Linked DNA regions of Mus musculus: region 2 is linked to region 1. Evidence: chromatin loops called from intact Hi-C (ENCODE). Cell type or tissue: left cerebral cortex. All regions are shown on one strand.

Region 1 (8,000 bases):
TATTTATTTATTATATGTAAGTACACTGTAGTGTGTCTTCAGACACTCCAGAAGAGAGCATCAGATTTTGTTATGGATGGTTGTGAGCCATCATGTGGTTGCTGGGATTTGAACTCAGGACCTTTGAAAGAGCAGTCGGCGCTCTTAACCACTAAGCCAGCTCACCAGCCCATTAACTTTTTTTGGAGGGGAGGTGTCACACTTCTTCAGTATAACCACATGAAAGGAAAGCCTCCCAAACACCTGGGCCTTACAAGTGAATTCATGCCAAAAGCAGTCGGCTTCCTTTGTTATGTAGCTTGAGGTCCAGAGAAATGGGGATGAACTACCGGATGCCTGCCTGCCAAAGGACCCCTTTCTGAATATGGAGAGACAGCCTGTCTGGTTTCCAAGTAGGGAGGTGGAGCCGGCACTTTCCCCAGGGTCTATGCTCATCTTCCTTGCAGGAAACATTAAAGAGCATCCATAAAAGACATACTGCAAATTTTGTAGGCTGTAAAACTCACAGATGAATTTTCCCATCCTGTTTTATGAGCATAGGTTTTAAAGCCTTCACCGTGCCAGGCAGGCCACCCCTCTGGTGTGCGTGAACTTCCTCTCCAGGTTAGGAGTTGTATTGTGAACTCAGCTGGAAGATCTCCGACGACACGGGGTGACTTAACATCTGGAACTCCTAAAGGACATTGTTTCCCTCCTGTCGTGTAGATAGCAGATGGGAGATGTCCCCGCTTCTCCTGTAAGTAGCATGATCTATGTGGAAGCTGAGTGAGGATCCCAAGCAGGCAGGCGCTATCATGGCCCCCAACAGGATCTAAAGACCTCAAGAGTCAAGAGAGATAAAATGAAGGTGTTTAAACCGAAGGTTCAAGCACACATTCTGCATCCTTCATCATTTGGAATTGTAAAGGTGCCAACATCCAAAACTTTGAGCCATGAATGACATGGTTTATATGTGGAAAATCCCACACAACCTTGTTTGATGAGTTGTGGAAAATGCAGGCAGATTAATAATATGGCATGAAGTCACCTTCAGATGATGTGAATACAAGGTGTATATAAAATGTAAATGAATTTTTCGTGTTTAGATTTGGGTCTCATTCCCAAGAATTACACTATGTGTATGCAAGCCTCCCCATCCCATATATCTCAAAACCCCTCAAATTTGTCCTTCTGATCCCAAGTATTTGGAGGAGAGAGATTCAACTCATGTCTCTAGGAGTCTCCAGTCAGAGGAGGGGAGGGTAAACAATCCGTAGGTGCTGAGGTGGAACGCAGTAGAACACCCGCCTCGCACGTGTGAGATACTGGGTTTAGCCTTCAGCCTGCAAAACAGAAGCCAATGCAAAGCAAACCCAAACTACCCAAGTTACCAGTCCCAAGAGCAAAATCTAGATGTCAGACCTGGACAAAGCCTTTGAGGTCATTTAATCCGGTTTATTAAATCTACACTTTGGTCACCAAGGTCAAGATCATGTTAGAGGTTTTATCATGTGATCTCCAAAGTCCTCTGATGTTTTAAAATAATTTTCTTCCATTCTTGCCCTCCTCCTCCTACTCCTCTTCCTCTTCTTCCTACCACTCCTCCTATGCCTTCCTCATTGTTGAGCCAAAGCCAGCTTCAAACTCAGGGTGATCCTCCTGCCTCTGCCTCTTGAGTGCTGAAATTATAGACATGAGTTGCCATGCTCGGATAAAAATAGTTCTTTAATTTAAAAAAGCAAAGTTAATTTTTAAAAGTAGGACAGTTAAATGAGTCCCATTTATTGTTGCCTAATAATAGCTCAAAAGTTTTCTCCCGCCCTAAATTAGGAAACCTCATTAAGGAACAGGCTTTTTTGTTCCCAAGAATCCACAGAGCACTGCCCGCTCACTCCCTGCTTCTGAGGACAGCTGTGCAGTCCCAGGTTCAGACAGTGGTTTCTGGGCCTTCTCTGGCTCTGGGAGGGATTTGAGTCTCTATAAGATGCTCTTTATGCAGCTTCCTAACTCAATCAGAGGTCCCTTCGGCCTTCCTGGAAGGGAGAGGCTTCTGCGTGCATTCCTTATTACTTATGGTGGTGACTGAGCCTATCCTGGCAAGGGCAGCTTTGCAGAAGTATGGTGGATAGGGTAGGGCATTGAAATAGTTCATTGTGTAAGGGTGTTTGCTGCCAAGCCTGACAACCTGAGCTCAATTCCTGGGACTCATATGGTGGAAGAAAAATCAACTCCTGCAAGTTATCCTCTGATACACACACACACACACACACACACACACACACACACACACACTCACTCTCATATACACACATACTCATACACACATACTTATGCACACACACACACTCATACACACACACTCATGTGCACGCACACACTCACAGTAGAGAAACAAATGCTAGTAGAAGTAATTTTAATGAAACATCATCTACTAGCTGAGATAGTGTCACATGGCAGTAATTTCAGGTGGACATGAAAGTCAGATGTTCAAGGCCATCCTCTGCTATACAGTAAGTTTAAGGCTAGCCTGTGCTAAATGAGGCAGTTCAACAGTCAATCAACCAACAGAAAACAACAAAACAGATGTGAGGGTGAGCTGGCTGCAACCCTTGTCAGCTCATTGGTCACCAGGCTGGTTAGGCCATGTCCCCTTCCTCTTCCACTGCACCCGGTGTCCTATCTGAAGTAGTATGCTGGGCTGAAGAGAACAACCTTTGGCGAAAGGTCAAAGCAGTTCTGAACTTGTTGTCTGTGATCTTTTGGGGGTCAAACAGCCCTTTTACAGGGGTCACCTAAGACCATTGTAAAACACAGATGTTTGCATTACGATTCATACCAGTAGCAAAATTAGTTATGAAGCACCCGTGGGAATAATTTTATGGTTGGGGTCACCACAGCATGAGGAACTGTGTTAAAGGGTAGGAAGGTTGAGAAACACTGTTGTAGAGTAGCTGTGGTCAGGCCTCACAAAACAACAGCAACAAACACCAACTATAAAAAAAGGGAAAGACAAAACAAAACAAAAACCCTAGCATTTCTTTAAAACTGTCCCTCTGAGGGAGATGCACTCTGGAAGCTCCCAAGAAAGATGTGCGCAGTCACGTTCTGCCTACCTGGCATGGCGTCAGAGTTGGGGCACTTTTCCCTTCTCGCTGAGGATATTTGCTTTGGACCAGGAGGCTGACCTTCCAGTCTGCGTGAGCGGTGTTGTTTATTATTGTTTCTTGATGGACTCAGAGCAGAAGCTGCACAATGTCTATTAGGCCTTGAGCCTGGGCTCCTTGTGTCCCCTCAGCAGAGAGACTCACTGGCAGGAGTTTTCCCAGAAAACAGGTAAGAGAGCCGGAGGAAGTAAGACAAGAGGGGGAGGTGGCCCAAAAAATCCTGTTAGGAAGCTAGCAACCGGCACAGGCAGTGGGAGGTTGACTCTATGGAAACGTGGGATGTGGTAGGGAGTGAGAGGACCCACTAAGGAATATTTACATGCCAATTGTACCTTACCTTTAGATCTGAAAGTGGAGTACCCTTACAATGGATATGAGCCACTCCAAGGCCTTTGAGATGGTGGTTTTATGTGTATCTTACCACAATTTAAAACAGTGTGGGTAAAAGGAGAGGCCAAGGCCCTGTGGTGCAGGCTTGTAAGCCCAGCTCCTTAGGAGGCTGAGGCAGGAAGGCTGCAAGTTTAAGGGGTTGCTCAGGACTACAGAGGGAGCTGCAGGCTAGCCTGGGCAAAGTAATGAAACTCTGTCTCAAAAATAGAAAGTTGGTCAGTGGTGGCATATGCCTTTAATCCCAGCAGGGAGGCAGAGTCTAGCTTGGCCTATTGAGTGAGTTTCAGGGCAGCCAGGGCTACACAGAGAAACCTTGTCTTAAAAAAAACAAACCAAAGAACAAAGCAACCAATCAAAAACAACAGAAAAAAGGTCAATGGATAAGGCTCAACAATAGATTGTTGTTTGCCTGGCAGAAATTAAATTCTATACTCCATTCCTAGTAAAACACACACATGCGCGCGCGCACACACACACACACACACACACACTCACATGGGTGGTGGTGGTACACTGTCATGCAGTCCTTCTTAGCAGACGGCTCAAGGGAAGGCAGTGGCTCCCAGTTATCTCTTCTGCTATCTCTGCTGGGTGGTGGGTCAGAGGAGAGGTTGAACCCTTATTAAACATAGGTTGCAAAAAATTATGCTTACCAACAACCCATAAAATAAAGAGCTGGACACTGAGTGCAGATTCCCAGTGCCCAAGTCAAAAGCCAGGCACATGTGCATCTGTGATCCCAGCACTGAGGAGGCACAGAGAGGAGGAATCTCGGGGCCTTGCTGGCTAGTGAGAGACCCTGTCTTAAAACATAAGGTGAGTGGCTGGGTGTGGTCTCAGCACTCACAAGGCAGAGGCAGGCAGATCTCTGTGAGGCCAGCCTGGTCTACAGAGCCAGTTCAAGGACAGCAAGGGCTATATAGAGAAACCATGCCAAAAAAAAAAAAAAAAAAGACAAAACACAAAAAACAAAAACTAAACCAAAAAAAGACAAAACAAACAACAACAAAAATAAACCCAAAATAAACACCACCTCCAACCGGCAAAACAAAAACATGAGCGTATGTATGTGTATGCACAAATATAAAAATAAAATCTGCTGATCTGTTTTTGTTGGTATATATGTGGTATCAGGATTGACACTGTGTGTATGTGTGTATGTATAAAACAATAATAGGCATCAAAGAAGAGAGGCTTTCAACTTGAGAGTTGGGTTGAGACACGGGAGGGGTTTGAGGAGGGGTAGCTGGAAGGGGCTGGAGGGAGGACATGGAACACTACGGGGAGGGATCAATTAGAAATACACTTAAAAAATGGACAGGACTTGGGGAATTAAACAGTTTTACAAAAAAGAATTAAAAAAAAATAGGGTGGGGCTGGAGAGATGGCTCAAAGGTTAAGAGCACTGACTGTTCTTCCAGAGGTCTTGAGTTCAATTCCCAGCAACCACGTGGTGGCTCACAACCATCTGTAATGTAATCTTGGTGCCCTCTTCTGGCCTCCAGGCAGAACACTGTACATAATAAATACATTTCAAAAAAAAAAAAAAGTGTAGAGAAGACACTTGATGACAACCTCTGCTTTCACCCTCCCAAACTCCACCCCATGTACATGTCTACACACGTGTGTTACATACAGGTACTCATACAGACCAAATCGAACCAAGCCACCACCAACAAAAGTGCTGTTTTGAAACTTGAGAGGCACGGGTCTGGCCTGCGTGATGTGTGGCCTCACCTCCTTGCCTCTCTCTGTGTCTGACCATTGTTTCTCACTCATGTGTTCCTCCTTTTAGGGGAACATTACACCCTTCCCCTAATAAATAGCAGTAATGACAGCTGTGTTAGGGTGGGGACCCTAGGCTAGCATTAGAACACAAGTGGTTTAGGAGACAATCCCCGGGAAGCACGGATGGAGAGGAGGCAGCAGACAGAAGGGAGAGAGGGGATGGAGTCCAATGGGACGGGATTTGGTGAGCTGCCTCTTGCTGTGGGGCTCTGGGAGGCTGTAGCCCTGAAGACTCCAGGAGGTCTGTATCAAGCATTCTACAGAGTCCCTCTCTGCAGGGACACCAGTCTTTGTCACCGACTCCCTTGCTTTACTGGTGAGGGCACTTTTGTTTATTCTGCCAGTGTGCAGAGCAGCTGTTCCCCCTTGCCAGTGCAGCTACATGGGGGACATTGAATCTCAGCCGAAGCAGTGACGGGAACTGGAGCAGCTGAGCATTTGCACACCAGCCTAAGGACCCTAGTTCCATTTCTGGAATCCATGTAAAAATGTCAAAGTAGTCCTCTGATCTCTACACGTGTGCGGTGGTGGCATCCTCCAACCCCCAACCCTACACACAGTGATTAAAAAATAAAGGGGGTGATTAGACTGGTGTGTCTCCACTGTCTGATGTCCCCATGTGTCATGTGATCTCTTCCTGGTATCTACTGAATTGTGATACAGCTAGGGGGCCAGTATCATGCTGTATAGGCCCTCCAGCCACCAGGATCACAAGCTGCACACACATCTTAAAGTACTTGGCTGCAACTAATTTTTAAAGTTGCATAAAACAGCCCGACAGAGGGCATATAAGTGGGTCAGTAGTCAACGTAGTAAATATTGGTCAGAATGGCAAATGTCCATAGCTACACCCCAGCAATGCCACGTGCTTTATACGCTGAGTGGGACTTGGCATTGCTGTTTGTGGTGGTAACAGATTGGAAATCAGCTTAGATCATCACCAGAAAAGGAATGACTTCTCTCTCCCTTAACCCTCCTCCCTTTCCTGCCTGGTTGGAGGTAGGATCCAGGCCTTGCATGCTAGGCAGGCGCTCACTGACCCCCAGCTGCAGAAGTGAAGGTGGTTGTTTCTGACTGTTCTCTTACTTTATGAAAACAGACACTTCCAGGAGCAAAGACTCTCCAGTACCGAGGATGGGGAGAGGGGTCGGTGGGCGGGCGTTGTCTCCTGGAGACCTGGAGATGGTGGATGGGCAGGAGCTGGGTGAGGTGGGCTTTGTTCTTTCCTTTCTCAATATGTGGGAGTTTCACACCGTTCCAGAGTTTCCTGAAGAAGCCATTTAAGAAGTCCCACTCCTGTCCCAGTCAGTGTGCAGTTGGCTGTGGTTTGCTGACATCTTTTGTTGGTCAGGTAATTTTCTTCCCCCATTGCTGAGGAACTTGAAGTGGACTGCACGATCTAGGGTCTGGAGAACAGGGGGCTGCCTTGAAAACCCTCTGCTTTCTGTTTGAGGGGGCTGTGAAAAGAGACACTTTTACTGTAAGCTATTATTGCTGAAAATTGTGGCTTGAGTCTCCTGGCTGGGGACGCACAAAGGATGGACAATTGTGGTTTGGATTGCTCAGGGCACAGGGCAGGGAGTTCATCCAAGCCTGATCAAAGTGTGTGAGAAAAATATCTCAGCATTGCCTGTATTCTGAGGGGCTGCACGGAGTGCTCCCAGCCTATCTGACACCCTCTTTGACACTTAGGGCGTGTGGCTGACTTCTGTCTTTATCTTCTCTGGAGTCTGTCTTGTCTTGCAGGCTTGCTTGCACTCATCCCACCTAGGGTGATGCTGTGAGTATTCTCTAGCTGCTGGGAAAGGGATGTGGGTGATTAGGACCAGACATCCTCCAAGGAGTCCTCCATGTCTCCTTGAAATGTTTCCTTGAGTATGAGATTGGATCGTGTCACTGGAGCTTGAGTGGGGTGGTTGCCACAGCCAAACTCAGAGGATGACAGGACCCCAAAGTACCTGGCTTGGGAGGTTGACACTAATCTGCCTTTTTGCAGGAACCTCTGGCACATTTGCTTTTCCTCTTGGTTTCTTGACCTGGGATACACAGTAAGATGAAAAATCCTAGCTCATATCCTTCCCACATCCCAGTTCATATCCTTCCCGTAGCCCCAGCATTCTGCCCTTCGAGACAGTGATCATATCCTTCCCATAGCCCCAGCATTCTGCCCTGTGAGACAGTGATCACCGCTAAGCTTTCAAAGTGGAAGGCGGCAGGACAATGGGTAGGCAGCAGCCTGAGGAGGGGAGAACCCCAGCTCCTTAAATCTCAGCATCTAGCCCTTTATCAGATGGGTCCCTGGAGGAGGGGGATGGGCTGCAGAAAGCTGGAGTAACGTGATGGTGGTTGCTTTCCTTTGCTTTGAAGTCCCCATGCCCCAGGGGTCATGGAAAATAACAGAATTTCCCGAAGTTCATCATACAGGTTCTCAAAACATCATCATCCCCCAAACAAAATAATAATAATAATAATAATCCTAAATAAATAAATAAAACCTCCCCCAACCTCCCTCCCTCCTCCACACCCCACCTCTTAAAAGCAAAATATTGTGGAGTAAAGGTCTCAGACGGGTTGGTTGCGGCTGTAGCTGGCTTTGCTTGTGTTTTAGTTGGCCCGTAGAGTATTTTCTCTTTTCAGCCAACATTTAAACATTGGGGAATTTCAAATAGCAATCCAGAG
Region 2 (8,000 bases), 85 kb after region 1:
GACTCCTTTACAGCTCTGAGTCATGTATTCATGCACACACACTGTATCCTGAAGAACAGTGGGAAGACATCTGGGGTGTACCCCTGGCCATGACCCCTCATTCTTGGTTTTCCTGGTTGGGTATCAGGGTATGCTCTGTGTAGCCATGCCTCTGGGGTCCTCTGCTTGTACCTGACACTTAGGCTTGCCTGGCTTTCTGATGCTTTCCCATGCCCTGGGTATACCATAGCATCTCCCTCCTCTGTTCTTCATTTCTTTAGTTTCTGCTTGGCAGCTGTTCACAGCTGTCTCTCTTCACATATGTGTGCTGGCATGTGCATATACATGTGTGTGCATACCAATGTGCACATGTGTGTGGAGGCCCCGGGATGATTTTGGGTGTCCTCCTCCACTGCTCTGTATGTCCCTGAGACAGGATCTTTCACCGTATTTGGTGTTCACATTTTTTTTTCTTCAATTAGGGATGGCTATCAGCAAACCCATTGATCCCCCTGTCTCCATCCACCCAGTGCTGCCTTACCGGCATCCCCAGCCACACTCAGGCTGGGTTCTGGGAATCTGAACTCTGGCTTCCATGCTTGTATAACACATGCTTTTACCCACGGAGCCCCAGGACTCACATTTAATCTGAGTTTTCCTATCTGTTTTAGTTGCTTTACTTTTTCTGTGATAAAATGCTGTAACCAAGGCAACTTATAAACGTTTAATTGGGCTTTGGTTTTTGAGGGTTGGAGTCCAGGATGTTTCTATGTGTTAATAAATATTTTGAATTTTATCTATTTTACTTTTTATCACATTTTCATTCATTTATTTAGTGTGTGTGAGTGTGTTTATGAGAGAGAGTCACACACACACAGAGATAGATAGATAGATAGATAGATAGAAAGAAAGAAAGATAGATTAGGTTAGAGGACAGATTGTTGGAATCAGTTCTCTCCCTTCATCACTTGGTCCTAGGGATGGGTGGCAGGAGCCATATTCACTGAGCCGCCTTATGTGCCTGATGTATTAGTATTTTGCCATCCAGGAAACTGATATAAGAGATCAAATCTGGAGAGCAATGGTGCATGTGAGGGTCCTGGAGGTCCAGCAGGATGGGCACTTCTGGTTTTGCTTCCTAATGCCATTGTGGAAGGGTAGGAGAGAGAGGGGAGGAGGAGGAGGAGGAAGAGGAGGAGGAGGAGGAGGAACAGCAGCAGCAGCAGCAGCACATGTAGAAGTAGAGAAAGGATTTTGCCTACTTGTTTTGACCTTGGGAGATCCTGCTGACCTTGTGTGCAGTCAGGGGAGACCCTCAGAACAGAGACTGCTGTTGTCAGGACCTTCTATGCCAGGGGTTCCCTTACAGGACCTGTCCCTTTGAGCTTTGGGAGTCGGACTTTTCCTCGCTCATGGTGTGGCTGCAGGCCAGGGAAACTTTACACCTTGAAACCACAGCTTCCCACTCTGGCTTGGCTGCTCTCCCAGTTTTACCGAACAGGTGCCGCTTTTTCTCTCCCATCTCTGTTGGCTGTGTGCTCAGCCCCTTCTTATTTCAAAATCTCTGTGAAATCCTCTCATCTGAGAGAATTTGTTTCTGTGCTTCCCCAGGGCTTGGAAAGACAGAAGTCTAGGCCATTTAACACCGGCTGATGTGAGGGCAAGCAACCACCTTGTTCTAGAGACGGTGACACACATGTCACATACCCTGTTTGCTTCCCTAGGGTTTAAAAAGGGGATACCAATTCCTACTTACCTTGAATGTCTCAAACTTTCTATTATTATTATTTACAACAAGGAGAAAAGTTAGATATAAACAGTAGCTCCAGGCCTGGGGTGGCGTGCTTTGGGAGGAGCCATCAAGCTCACTGGCCCACCACCCTGATGGTGGTTGAACTCCAGCCTCAGTTCGAGAACCTGTGCTGAAAACCAAGGTGGAGAGTAACAGGAAGACAACTAGTGCCAACACACACACACACACACACACACACACACACACACACACACACACACACCATATATAATCATCACCATCATGTGACCGCAAACATCCAGGGGCTAAACAACTCTCAGACTTGGTTTCTGGTCGGCTGGTTGGCATTGTGGGCAGTTTTCTGAACCCTACTCGGTATCCATTCCCCATTATTAATTACAGTACATGCTTCTGAGGTCTGGCAGGGTATTTAGAATAACACCGTGCCAAACAGGGCTCTGTTTCCCCTTCAAGCAGCCAAGTGTCCTGTGGCATTGAAAAAGTATGATTCTGAAGACAGAGGTAGTATCTATTCAACCTTTCCTTTTAGTTTCTGCTTGTGAGTGGGGCAGCCATGTGGTCAAAATAATCAGGCGGGGGGCATGCACCTCTAAGCAGTCCTTTTGATGACTCAGCTCCCAGCAAAGGAGGCGTCTTGTGACTGCCCTTATGAATAGGCCTTTTAGGCCTGGGCACCTGCTACTGGTTCTTTCTAGCAAGTTGAAAAGGGAAGAACAAATCCCTCTTTAATTTAACCCTGAGCCCTTGGCTTACATGGCGTTCCTAGACTCCCAGACACACATATTCTTGCTCAGTGTAGGTTCTCGTGATACCAGACTTGTATAAGGCTAAGGGGGATGAGGCAGGGTGGGGTGGGTGTGTCCCACCAGAAAGGAAACCCTCCTGGATTTGAGCTGAAGCTTCCCGAGTTGTGTGTGTAGTTTCGGGTGCATGCTTGGGTCTAAAGATTTGCAAGGGGAACATTCTAGGAGCAGGCATTTGAAATCGCGTTCTTAAGGTATCACTTAATAAAAAGCTCCAATAATGTCTCCTAATCTGAGAGCGATCTGCCGGGAATCCAGGCTTCATGTTTATTTTCTGGGGCTGCAGGGAGAAGGAAGCCCATTCTGGGTAGGCAAGGCTTAGACGAGAGCCTTGACACAGAGAACTCTGGTAGGATTCTCCCAGATCTGGGAAGCCTTGGGCTCTGTAACCTCTCAGGTGTGAGCTTTTCTCACATCCAGGGCTCTGTTGGCCTTCCTCCCCTTTCTGCATTGTCTAGATGAAACCGAGGCCCCGTAGCTGGGAGGGATGTAACCCCAGGTGCTTGTATGCTCAGCTGGGCCCTTTCTGGGCCTCCAGCAATGTGGCAGGCTGTACTTTGGCCTTGTCAAGTGGGTCTCCCAAGCACTCAGCCCAGTAGCTAGGAGAGAGTCTGGCTGAAGAGATAGCACATTCTTCCTAGTGTGTTTCAGGGGTGCCTCTGTGAACACAGGTGCTGTGCTGAACAGGGAGCACCCCAGAGGCCCAGGAACATCAGTGTAGAAGGGAGGATTACCCCCTTCATTGATCATTTGGTGGGAAGGAAGCCACGCATTTCAACAGGGGAGCCGTAAACCACAAGTGGCTTTGGCTGGAGATAGAGTGGCCTGGGAAGGCATTGTAGAAGAGGAGGGTGATTGTGGCTTAGCTGTGGAGGAGGGAAAGGGCTTCGTCCAGGGTTGGAAAGGCAAAGCAAGTATAATAGTTAGTTCTAACTGTCAGCACACTTTCGAATCACCAGGGAAGAGAGTCTCGAGTCATTGTCTAGGTCAGATTGGCCTCACGGCAGGTCTGTAAGGGGTTGTCTTGACTACATTAGCTGATGTGGGAACCTAGCCTGTGGTGGGTCCTGGGCTATTTCAAGGTTGAAAAGGTGAGCTGGGTTGTAGACTTAAGTGTATTCCTTCGGTCTCTGCTCTTGACATGGGTGTGAGTAGATGCTTCAGGTCCTTGCCTGGCCTTTCCCAAGTCAGTGATGGATTGTAACCTGGACTGTAACCTGGACTGAAATAAGCCTTGCTCTCTGAATACCTCATTTTGTACAAAGTTCTGTGCTGAACAGTTTATGTTACCTGTTCCAGTGAGGGACGCTTTATTGAGGTTCCCAACTCTGACTTGGGATGAAATAGAAGTGAATGTTGTGAATCCTGTGAGCAGCTGGGCATTGGGCCTGGAACTCAGGGCGTTTCTCCCTCTGAGAGGACTTGAGTTCTTGAAGTGTTGGAGAGCTAGGACTGTCACGTCTCTGACCATGGCAATGGTGTGTGGATGCTGACAGGGTCAATCACTGTGTATCCTACAGCATGGTGACTCCAGTCTCTCAGCCTCCTGTGGGCCACCAACTGTCACTTGCCAGTGTTCTCCAAACACAGTGAACTCTATAGGTTATTTTCTTTTTCTCTCTGCTTGTCTCCCCAGCCCCCAGCCTCCTATACAAACAAAACAGACTCAGCCCTTTGCAAACACACCTGGTAGCTGGCAGAACAGGACCAGGAGCCTTGGTTGTGGCAGCGTTCCACATGTCAGACCCAGGGTGTGCTCTATTTGTCTTGGAGAACAAGAGACATCCTTGAGACTATGGGTGACAGGTTATTGGGCAGTTGGACGGATAGCTCCTAGATCTGTAGTTCAGCTCTTAATGGGTTGTCTGGATTGTGTTGTCTCTCCCTGTGCCTTCTGTCCTGGATGCCTGTGTTGGGGTTTATCTATAGTTGGTATTATTTTTGCCTATCCCAAGGGAGTGGAGACAAAGGGCAGATTGGTTTGTTGACCATGGCAGAATTGCCATGGAATTGGGAGAAGGAGGGGATCCTGGTTGAAGTAAATATCATTACATCTGTCAGGGTTCATAGGCTTTTAGTAGAACGATTAAATATCACTGTTGGCCATATAAACCACAGCTAAGGAACTGAGACAAACTATGCCAACCGAAGGCCTGGGAATTGGAAATTTAGACCACAGACAGTTTGATCTGGTACTGATTTTGAAAACTGGGGGATTTGAGGACACTTAATATAAAGCTTTGGGGGCCCCTCAGGTGAGGATACTTGGTGGTACAGTGTCCATGGGCCTCAGCCTAGGAAGGGACAGGAGCTGGCTGCTGCTGCCCCCTTTAGGCTGAGCACAACACTGCTCTTATTATTTTATACATTTATGTGTTTGTTGTGTGGATGCACAAATGTGTGTACTGTTTTTACACTTATTTATTGTTGTGTTTGTTTGCACATGTATGTGAGCATGTGCCGAAGTGTTATGTGTTGGAAACTTGTGGGAGTTGTAAATCACCTTACATTATGTGGGTCCCAGAGATCAAACTCAAATAAACAGGCACTTGAGCAAGTACCTTTACAACACCTCCAGTTGCCACCGCTCTTCTTGTCTCTGATTTGAAGGCAGCCCATGCTCACCATTTGTCATTATGTTTGTCCCACATTTCCATCACACCATTTCCACCTCAAGGTTTCCCTGTATGTACAGGGCACTGTAGTGTTTGGGTTGTTGACCTGCTGCTTTGAGTCACTGGGCTGGGTCAGTGCGGCTGCACTGAGGCAGCAACAAGAAGAGAGATAGCACAGTGACTGGGTGAGGAGTGGGGTCAGGGAAGACTCTCAACATGGCACTCGGGAGGCTCAGTCAGAGTGTCTGAGGCAGAGCCCAAGTTGCCAGAGGTTGTCCTAAAGCTATTGCCGTGGTAATGAGACACACCCATGTTCCACCTGACTGCATTTAGTTGACGTTGCCCATCTGCAGTGGAGGAAGGTGAGATTCAAATCATACTGACTCATGGAGACACCTGACAGGGTGCTTCAGGATGGAGCTCAGTGGGCCGTGCTCATGGCAGGTTGCTGGGGAACGAGGCATTGGGAACAGGTGACGCTGGCTTTTCTGTCGAGATCCCAGCTAAGGTTGGACTCAGGCACTTCTGCACAGGATATGACAGAGGCCAGAACTGGAAAGAAGGTTCTGGGTTGTGTTCTACCATTCTTTACGTTTAATTGCTTTTCTGGGGAACTTAGTTATCTCTCATGTTGAGCAGAAGGTGCAGAACAGAGCTCAGAGGTCAAAGATCAGATATGTCCTCTGAATCCTGGACACAACCTCCAGGCATCAAGACTCACCCTCAGGGTGCACACCCATCGATGCTCAGCAGCTGCCTTCTTGGTCGCTCCAGTTCCCACATTCTGTTTTCATTTTCTTTGCTGTGTGTTCCTGGTGACAGAGGTGCCACCATACTTCGCCTCAAGCGGCAGCAGGGCTGTGAGGGCTTATGGATGAGATTGCTGAGGTGCACAGATGTTGAATTGTTGATTGTGAGTCCTCAAGTCACCAGGTCAGGGGAACACAGCCACTTGGATGAGGCAGCCCCTGGGTGGCCTCCAGGGGAGGCAGCCTGCTCCATTTCAAATTTAATGATCTGCTTTGAACTTTTAAAAGCACAGACCTTGGTCTGGGGATGTATGTAGCACAGTTGGTAGAGTGCTTGCTTACCATTCTCGACAATTGGTTCATGACATTGGGCAAGGTTGCCCATGCCTGTCATCTCAACCCTCAGGACATGGAAACAGGAGGCAGACATTCAGGGTCATCCTTGGCTATAGAGCAAGTTGGAGACCAGCCTGAGCCTCTGTCTCAAAATGACAGCAAAATCCAATGTTTATTCATGTGGTTCAACATGCACAAGGACCAGGAGGAGATACTAAACAAAATTCACATGTGTCCTCAGCTGTCTCCTTCAGTAGATGCTGTCGGTTTCTTGGGAATATTTTCAGAGAGATTATATAGAGACATTAATGTAATAATCATAGACACTTATCTCCACCGAGGCTTATCTCACATGCTACACAGTTCACCTCTTTAGAGCATCCAGCACCGTTTTTGTAGGTTATTCATAGAGTTATACATCCATCACAAAGATCAATTTTAGAACGTGGTCATCACTGCAGGCTGAAACCCATATCCATTATGGCTCACTCTCCGTATGGCTTTCCCTGGCACTAGGTGACCACTAATTGACTTCTGTATCATGTGGCTGGAATCATACAACATGTTGGCTGTTTTACTTAGCATTTTCTCAGGGTTTATCTGTTTTGTAGCATGAAACACTGCTTCATTTCTACCCCTCCCACCAAATAGTAGCATCCTGTTTTCATTAATGTATATCTATATTTTTCCAAGATGGATCTTCGTTCAGAATTTATGGGTATGTGTGGGTGTCTATGTAGGGATATTTTCATGTGAGTGTCAAGATCAGAGGATTTGTGTTCCCCGGACAGCTGGAGTGACAGTGGGTTTTAAGCTGCTAGGTGTGGGTGCTGGGAACCAAACTTGGGTCTTCTTTGAGAGTCATAGTTGTATTTAACTGTTGAGCCGCCTCTCTAGCTTTGTCAATCACCTTTCCTATATCCATATGTGGTGTTTGAATGAGAATGCCCCCATAGGCTCATACATTTGAATGCCTTGTCCCAAGTTGACAGAACTGTTTGGGAAGGATTGGGATGTGTGACCTTGTTGGCAGAGATGTGTCATGGCAATAGGCCTTGAGGGTTCAGAAGTCCACATCATTCCCAGTTAGCTCTCTCTCTGCCTCCTGCTTGTGTATCAGGATGTAAGCTTTCAAGCTACTGTTGTAGTACCGTGGCTGTCTGCCTCCTGCCATGCTTCCTGCCTAGATGGCCACGGACTCACCTTCTGAAGCTGTCAGCCCCCAATAACCTTTTTCTTCTCTAAGTTGCTTTGGCTATGGTGCCTTATCACAGCAGTAGGAAAGTAACAGGGAAACTGTCTTCTCAGTTGGTAAAGATTTGAGTCATTTCTGCTCTTTGGCTGTTATGATCAGTGCTGCATTGAACATTTGCATGTAAGTGTTTGCATGGATGTGGGGTTGACTTGGCTTTGGTTCCAGCACTAAGAGTAGCCTGCCTGGCTGTTTGCTAACTTCTGTGCTTAACTTTTAAAAAAGCTGATGACTGTTTAGCAAGCCATCATACTATTCTGTGACTCACTAGACGCATATGAGGGTCCTAGATTCTTCATATCCTTGCCAACGTTAGCTACTGTCTGTCCTAGAGCAGTGGGTCTCAACCTTCCTAATGTTGTGACCCTTTAATACAGTTCATCACGTTGTGGTGACCCTCAACCATAAAATTATTTCACTTGTACTTCATAACTGTGATTTACTACTGTTATGGATTGTAATATAATATCTACTCATATCTCATATATGACC

Evidence for each region. A loop is a pair of places that touch in the nucleus more often than their neighbours do. Peaks named below come from ENCODE experiments on the same cell type or tissue, not always from the same donor. Only the 100,000 strongest peaks of a DNase experiment are listed, where the experiment ranks them.
Region 2: a loop joins it to region 1, with 3 times the contacts of the local background. A loop is called at or near these places in 22 of 42 quality-filtered maps.

Annotation. Positions count from the first base shown.
Region 1 is chr7:73,659,488-73,667,487 of GRCm38, forward strand. No RefSeq gene overlaps it. Among named protein-coding and RNA genes, the nearest start is that of Gm26176, 17 kb to the left of the region's middle. In left cerebral cortex, no CTCF peak of the experiment used is centred here; a DNase peak (open chromatin) is centred at 3,314.
Region 2 is chr7:73,744,657-73,752,656 of GRCm38, forward strand. The region is part of intron 1 of Fam174b (family with sequence similarity 174, member B); the gene reads left to right. Among named protein-coding and RNA genes, the nearest start is that of Fam174b, 8.4 kb to the left of the region's middle. In left cerebral cortex, a CTCF peak has its summit at 4,885 (motif pointing left); DNase peaks (open chromatin) are centred at 1,458, 2,363, 4,834 and 7,611.